3 separate regions of the Mus musculus genome follow, and regions 2 and 3 are each linked to region 1. Evidence: chromatin loops called from intact Hi-C (ENCODE). Cell type or tissue: heart. All regions are shown on one strand.

Region 1 (2,500 bases):
CACATGGGGACATCTGCACAGAGGCAAGTGTGCTCACACGGACACATACATATGCAGACGCAGACATGATGTGTCTGTTATGTGTAATTACTATGTTTATGTAATATGAAATGATATAGCTTTGTGGATTTGTAATAAACTGTAGTAGAACAGTCAGCGGCCTGGTCCTTTCTCCTGCACTCACTTGGGCTGTAACTACTTACTGTGTTCCTTTATGATCTCTGTCAAATGCCTGCATTTTACAGTTAAACAAAAAAAGCCTATTCGGGCTGACAGCGGTAGATATCCTGTGACTGAAGCTGCATCTGGAGCGAGAATTCTTGTCTCCTTAATTAACGACAACCAACACTTTGTGTAGTCCTTACTGTGTGCCTAGCGGTACAGTGGCACTTTCGTCTGTTGACATGTTTAGTCCTTTTGAGGAACTAATTATCCCTATTTACAAATGAGGATACCCAGGTAACAGAGAGGCTAAGACACTAGACCAAGGTCACAGAGCTCAAAAAAGGATTATCAGACAGACCTCTGTGCTCTAATGTATCTAAGGGCCTTCACTGTAGCTTAAACTTGCCAGTCAGTCTCTGCCCAGTTACTGGATTCCCTCAGTGTCTTACCTGTGTGCAGCATGGGATAAAAGGAGCCTCTGAGGTGCAGGGAGCCTCCGAGGTGCAGGGAGCCTCTGAGGTGCAGGGAGCCTCTGAGGTGCAGGGAGCCTCTGAGGTGCAGGGAGCCTCTGAGGTGCAGGGAGCCTCTGAGGTGGAGCTCTCTGGATCTTGCCAGCAGGTGGAAAAGCTGGCATTTTTCTCCTCTCTGTTAGGAAACTTAGGTACTTCCCATGTTGGAAGGCAAATGGGACTAAGACCTCTGAGGACTAATTCGCCTTCGCTCACACCCTCCCCACACCCTCCCCTTCATGGAACACTAGGGAACATCTTACTCCAGCAGCAGGAGGTTCTTCTCAGACACATGTAATTGCTACATGTAACTCAAAGTATGCTCCTGTCTCCATAAAATACTGTAATAAGTTTAGGGATGATAGCTTGTTTCTTACATAAATTATGGGATATTACATGTCCCTTATACTTACATATTATTTAATAATGCACATAGATGATACACATCTATGATTAAAAACTTTTAACTGGGATACACATTCAACCATTATCCAGCAGATGGCGATCATGAGTTACATTAAAATTTAAGTTTCCTGGGCCCCTTAAATAGTATACAAATACAGATACCTCCTAAAGACTGTCCCTTATAGGAATGAAAGGGGGAATTTAGAGCTAACTGATTTTTAACATTCGTGGTAACCCTCTTGTTGTGAAATCTGTAATGTAGAATGTTAGGGAGACAGAGTCCCTTCCTCAGCCTGCCTGTTCCAAGTAAGAACAGCATTTTGTATGTGTTCCTACTCCAAACATAGGCCTCTTTAGAGACCACTGTGGTCTGCCCAGATTCCCTAAGTGAGGAACTTGGAGGAAGGTCTGAAGGAAGCTTTGAAATAGCTCTGCAAAAAAATATTTTGCCAGTTAGCGAGCAGTAGTATTTTCGGGACTAGGCAGAGTCCTTTGAGGATGGCAGGGCTTTGTATGTGTGTGTACGTGTGCATCTGTGTGTGTGTGTGTGTGTGTGTGTGTGTGTGTGTGTGTGTGTGTGTGTGAGTCTGAGCGGGATGGCTCTGCTGTTGGTCTGAGGTTCCCCTCTGTTAAAATCAGCCGAGTTGGCATTCAGAAGATGTGGTTACTACCTTTGCAAACAGCCCAGCGAGACACCGAAGAGACCACCAGTTCCAGAGACGTTTCACCTGGCTGTAAATTTAGCTGTCACGGCCTCCGAGTTCATCTTTGTCTGAGATACACTGGCTGTGCAATCTGTTCTTTATGACTTTGGAATCCATTCGCATGTAGACAAGTACTATTGGACTGCATGTGGAAAGACGGTTCATTTCTAAACCCTGAGAGCGGTTTTCGCGTTTGCTTTTGCTTTTTAGAGCAGAGTCCATTTCCCAAACAAAACATTGGTAAATCATATTCGCGACTGATGAAAGCTAAGCTGCTCCGGTTAGCGTGAAGGGTAGAGAGGAGCGGCTTCAACTCCTCCTCTGCCTCCACCGTGCCTCATGGTGGTCCATGAGGAGCCTCCCAGGACTCCGGGCACCACTGAGTGCAACATGAAAACTGTATTATGTTACATCTGTGTGTGGGTGTTTTAGGACTGTGCTTCTTAAAAGGATCAGAGAGCATCACTGTCATGCAAGATGCTGCCGAGTATATTCGAATGAGTGACACATGGTGCCGTACACACAGTAATCACATTACACCAAAAACATTCTAAAAGTGGAGAGATTTGGAGAGCTTCTGCTAAAAAACAATATTTTTAATATATGACAGAGTAAGTGAAATTTTTATAGTATAATTAAACTTGTGGTTATAAACTCTCATATCCCTCCACTGTTTGTCCAAACCAGAGACTTGGTTTTTAAATTTGAGTTAAACCC
Region 2 (2,500 bases), 200 kb after region 1:
TAAACACCCAACCCACCTTATTATAAATGGCTTCCAAAATGATACTAAGGTCCACCACCGACAGTATGAAGCTGAACTTTTTGCTTACACGTGAGGCAGGGCGCCACCATATAAAGACTCAGTATGCTTCAGGAGCAGGTCAGGAATGAATACGAATACAACGTATACTGATCGCATCCATCTCTACTCTTCCCACGCCAACTTCTCCCGTACCCTCCTCTCTCTCTCCGGCTTCTTCCATACCCCACCCCACCCCCAGCTCTCTTCAAACTTTGTAGCTGAGGTACGTTTTAAAAGGATCACTCTGATTATTGGAAAGTGATTGGGCAGGGCCATGACTTAGAGGCAGAGGACAAAGTTACACCACTCCCGATGCTGAAATCTATTCACTTTTGCATTCTTCTCGATCCAGCAAATGCAAATTCATGGTTCCAGAACCTAAGGCCTGAACACCTCTCAACTCACCCAGACCCCATATTCTTTACAAACCACCCTTGCAGGCCAACAGACATATCCCTCTCTCTGACCTCAGGCCGGGAGTTGGGGGTTGAGCCCGGCACCGTGTCAACTGGGGAGACCCAGAAGCAGAGCAGATCTTGGGAAACAAAATGCTAATCCACCCAGCCACCCAAGCTGTGACTGACTCCCCTGTACACTGAGCTGATCCAAGTAAAACACAGGCCTTTCAAAACAGCAAGGAATGCTCGCCTGGAGTGTGCGCTAACGAGTCCAAAGCCAATTATGTCTCATCTGATCTAACCAAAGCTGATTTCCTCCGGTGGCCCAGCGAGAGGTCAAATGGCCATTCCTGAGGGTTTCCACGGAGCTAAGCCAGAACACGGAGTTCCTGGAGTGTCCCTCGGGCCCACAGACCAACTGCGGAAGAGCTAAGCAGTCGAAGTTTTTAATTTCCCTCCCTCTCTTGATAATTATAAATACAACACTGCAAATTCCCTAAGAGGTAAGTGAGGGTTCACTGCTCACTCGCAAAGGAAACGAAAGGAAATCTTCCATATTTCTCTTTACCACATGTGCCAGATTTTCATTGAAGCCAATCCGGAAGTGGGGGGACAAAACAACAACAAATAGATATTATTTGCTAGCGGGGGGGGGGGGGGAGCATGCGTCCACATTCATGCTGCTCTGTCGGCTGAGGTTTGCACCTCTGCAGTCTCCACTTGTTCCGGAGAACTGCAGGGTATCATGCAGTCTGAGGCCGCCCTCTAGCGGAAGTTTGCCTGTATTGCGCCTGCGTACAGATGAGCTGGGCTTCTCAGAATACCTGGCAAAGCTTTGAATCATTTCCAGTTCCCTTTTATTGCATGTGGCTTATAATTCAGATCGAAAGCCAGATATGCTGCTAAAACGAAGATAATGTCAGGCTGAGGATTAGTGAGCATTAGCCGTTGAGAAAATGCTTGGAAGTTGGCCAGGAAAAGGCCTCTGGTCCATAATGGTAAGATGGGTAAGATTTTTTTTTTTTCTGGGAAGATGAATATATGGCCTCATTACCCTTACCCTGAAGTTGTCTGACCACAGCCAAAGGTCAGTCTATTCTTCTCAGGGCTACAGCAATTTAGACCCCTCTCCCCATCCTCAGGGGTCCGAAGAAGGAGGAGGAGGAGGAGGAGGAGGAGGAGGAGGAGGAGGAGGAGGAGACTGGTGGTTTTCCTGCATGCATGAGGGTGTCAGATGCCCTGGAGCAGGAGTTACAGACAATTGTGAACTGCCATGTGGGCGCCGGGAATTGAGCCTGGGTCAGTGCTCCTAACCACTGAGCCATCTCTTCAGCCCAAGTCCTGTGTTTTAAGTAAAGGGTGAGAAAAAAATATATATATGTTTTTTTTACATCATTCGTTTGTACAATGAGGGGCAGTCTGGAAAATCCGGATATAAGTGTCCTTTGTGCCGAGAGTACTGCTCAGGGCTATACTGCTTGCCTCTCTCGTACCTAGTTCAGACGTCCATCATCAGCACCACAAATAATTACGATTTGAATTTGTGTTTGGTGCTGAATGTGGTGCTGAAGAGTTGGTGTCAATTTCACCCAAAACGGAAGACAGATCCGTATGACAGATACGATTGTCTGTGCTTGCCTGGCATGAGGAAGGCACAACACCACCAAAAAGGAAAATAATAATGAAAGGAGTAAATGAGTTCTAGTGTTCAGTGGTTTAGTGTGTGGTAAACCTTTATCTGAACGCCACCACATCTTCACTTAAAAATATTTTTACTTAACAGTGCCTTTTTAAAACATACTGAAATATTTAAAGGGAAGGTTCTTAGTGATCTGCCTTAAAACAGTACAGATAAAAAGCTCATTAAGTTGAATGGAAATGAGGGGAAAGCATAACAATCAAATCAAATGGGTCTGAACGGTGGACTTTTTAAAATTATACGCGGAATCTAGATCTGACAATGCTGCATATTCCTGGCAGAGTGAGCACCGCTGGGGTCCAGGCAGGAGCCATGTTCAATGCAATTTGGCAGAAGAGATCTG
Region 3 (2,500 bases), 59 kb after region 1:
AGACAGAGGGAGCCATGGCAACAGGAGCATGAGGTGGCTGGTAGCATCGCTATCTCAGCCTGCATTCAGGAAGCAGTGAATGATGCCCCTGGTCCTCGTCGGGCAGGCTTAACTTCCCCTATTTATTCAGTCTGGGACTTCAGCCCATCTCCTTTTAGGGTAGCTCTTACCCCCTCAGTTAAGCCTCTCTGGAAACACCCTCCGGGCACTCCCAAAGGTTGTGTGTCCTAGGCGACTGTAAAGTCAATCAGGTTGACCATGAAGATTACCCATCGTGCAGGATTAAAATTTACAGTGGGAAGCAGAGAGAGCAGCCGCTGATTGTAATCACTGTGAAGATGGGGGTGGGAGGGCTAAGGGTTTGGTGTCTTCTTCTCTGAAGCTCCCTTAAGTCACTGATTTAAGCTCACTATGTAGATGCCATTCATAAAAATAAAAAAATAAAAAAACCCAAAAACATGCTCCGCTATGCCCTAGCTCCACAGCATGATTTAATAACATGTGCAGACCGGGAGCCATTAAAGAGAACTTGATAAATGTTTTCAAATGCTTCCTTCATTCATGCCCATTTCCATTTGCGTTCCGTAGCATTTCTGGTGAGCATTCTTTTCTGACATTTGCTAAATGTCAACCATAGTCTGTGTGTAAAACCTTGGCCTAGGGCCAGTGGGCTTACCAATTTCTATTAGCCTGTTAAGAGAAATTAAATAAAACGCGAACGTGGAATGAAAATCGCTTTGAAGAGAAATGGAGGCAGACGGTGAAATGAACCGTCGTCAGTAGCCTGATACTCATTCTCCTGTTGAGGTCAGCGCTGTGTCATTTTGTACTGTACCTTTGCCAAGTGCCAAAAGGAAGTCCAAAAAAAATTAAAAATAATTCTTTGATATGGCAGCTGTTTACCAGTTCTCTTTTGGCTCAGCCACTAAGAACACAGAGGAGCACTCCGTCAGTGTCCTGGGCTCGAGCTGAGATTCTCCAGCTTCAAGCCAGACTCAGAGCTGCCGTAGCTCACTCTCTGCCTCCTGGAGGCACGTGTTTGTACAGAATGCCCACCGCTGGGAACTTTTTCCTGTCACTGTAATCAAGAGTATATGTGAAGACATATCAGTTCCTTAAACGGCCTTTCTTTTTAAAAAGAATAACAAAGTCCTTTGTGAGATATTTCAACAAATATTTATTATGCAGCTGTGGTATACTGACCTTAAGAAAGAATTTATCTAGCACTCGGGAGGCAGAGGCAGGTGGATTTATGAGTTTGAGGCCAGCCTGGTCTACAAAGTGAGTTCCAGGACAGCCAGAGCTATACAGAGAAATCCTGTCTCGAAAAAAAGAAAAAGAGAAAAGAAAGAATTTATCTCTGAGTGAGGCACACTGCACATGCTGTAATCTAACACTGAGGAAATGGAAGTCAAGGGATCAGGAGTTCTATGCCAGAGCCTCACACAACATAGCTAATTCAAAGCCAGCATGGGCTAACACTGCCTTAAAGGTCTCAAAATGGTGATTATAATGACGATGATAATGATGATGACAAGGACAACTAGCATCTTATACACTGGTTGCTTCTTACTATCTGTGTTTATGTCAGGACTTTGCTATGTAGCCTATGCTGGCCTAGAACTTATGACCCTGCTTCCTGTATCAGCCACTAAGTACTGGGATTACTAGTATGCACCACCACACCCAGCCCTAATTACTGTCTTAATATAATAGTCGTCTGGACTGATTCACTGTTTAGTCTTCCTGTCTACTTCCAGCGCAGTATGAACAATAGATTAAGTTAATTGTGTCACTGGAGCACGCTGTCATAGACCATTTCTATCATTTGCTTGGCATTTAGTTCTCAAATGACTTTTTAAGATGCATGAAAAATGCTTCAAGTTTAATACCAAATGTGATGTTAGTGTAAATGCTGGTGCCTTCTGTTCCTGGTCCACAATTGCAGAAAAAGCTGTCTGATCTCTGCACGCACATTCGTCTGTGCCTCTGGAAGAAAACGAAGCGTGTGGACTATGTTCTAGCAGTGGATATTTACTTTTTTTTTTTTTTTTTTTGAGATTCACAATGATGTCTGAGAACAGGCTGAAAGTCTACCCAGCTCCCCACTATTAATTTCAGTAGCTTTAAGATGTTTTAATCATCTAGCACATTACATATGACCAGCTCTCAGAAGCTCAGAATGTTTTCAAGGCACTGACTAAAACCTAGGTAGTGTTTGGACTGTTTTCTGGTCTTGGGTTGTTTGTTTTAGATGTACTTTGCTTTTTTATTTTGTGTCTATAGAAAAGTATGTACATGTGAGTGGCAGATACCCACAGGGGCCAGAAGAGGGTGTGGGGTCTCCTGGAGCTGGAGTTATAGACGGTTGTAAGCCACCTGACATAGGTGCTAAGCACTGAAACCAGGTATCCAAGGGCAATACAGCTCTTAACCACTGGCCACTGCTCTTAGCCCCCTCAACAGCTTCCTATGCCGTCTTCTTTGCAATGAATTTCTG

The links. A loop is a pair of places that touch in the nucleus more often than their neighbours do. Peaks named below come from ENCODE experiments on the same cell type or tissue, not always from the same donor. Only the 100,000 strongest peaks of a DNase experiment are listed, where the experiment ranks them.
Region 2: a loop joins it to region 1, with 9 times the contacts of the local background. A loop is called at or near these places in 38 of 42 quality-filtered maps.
Region 3: a loop joins it to region 1, with 6 times the contacts of the local background. A loop is called at or near these places in 2 of 42 quality-filtered maps.

Annotation. Positions count from the first base shown.
Region 1 is chr5:67,726,654-67,729,153 of GRCm38, reverse strand. The region is part of intron 22 of Atp8a1 (ATPase, aminophospholipid transporter (APLT), class I, type 8A, member 1); the gene reads left to right. Among named protein-coding and RNA genes, the nearest start is that of Gm46914, 25 kb to the right of the region's middle. In heart, a CTCF peak has its summit at 1,166 (motif pointing right); no DNase peak of the experiment used is centred here.
Region 2 is chr5:67,531,268-67,533,767 of GRCm38, reverse strand. No RefSeq gene overlaps it. Among named protein-coding and RNA genes, the nearest start is that of C330024D21Rik, 69 kb to the right of the region's middle. In heart, CTCF peaks have their summits at 1,041 and 1,249 (motif pointing left); DNase peaks (open chromatin) are centred at 707 and 1,177; H3K4me3 peaks cover 677 bases; H3K27ac peaks cover 583 bases.
Region 3 is chr5:67,667,949-67,670,448 of GRCm38, reverse strand. All of the region lies in intron 25 of Atp8a1 (ATPase, aminophospholipid transporter (APLT), class I, type 8A, member 1), which reads left to right. Among named protein-coding and RNA genes, the nearest start is that of Gm15478, 29 kb to the right of the region's middle. In heart, no CTCF peak of the experiment used is centred here; a DNase peak (open chromatin) is centred at 958.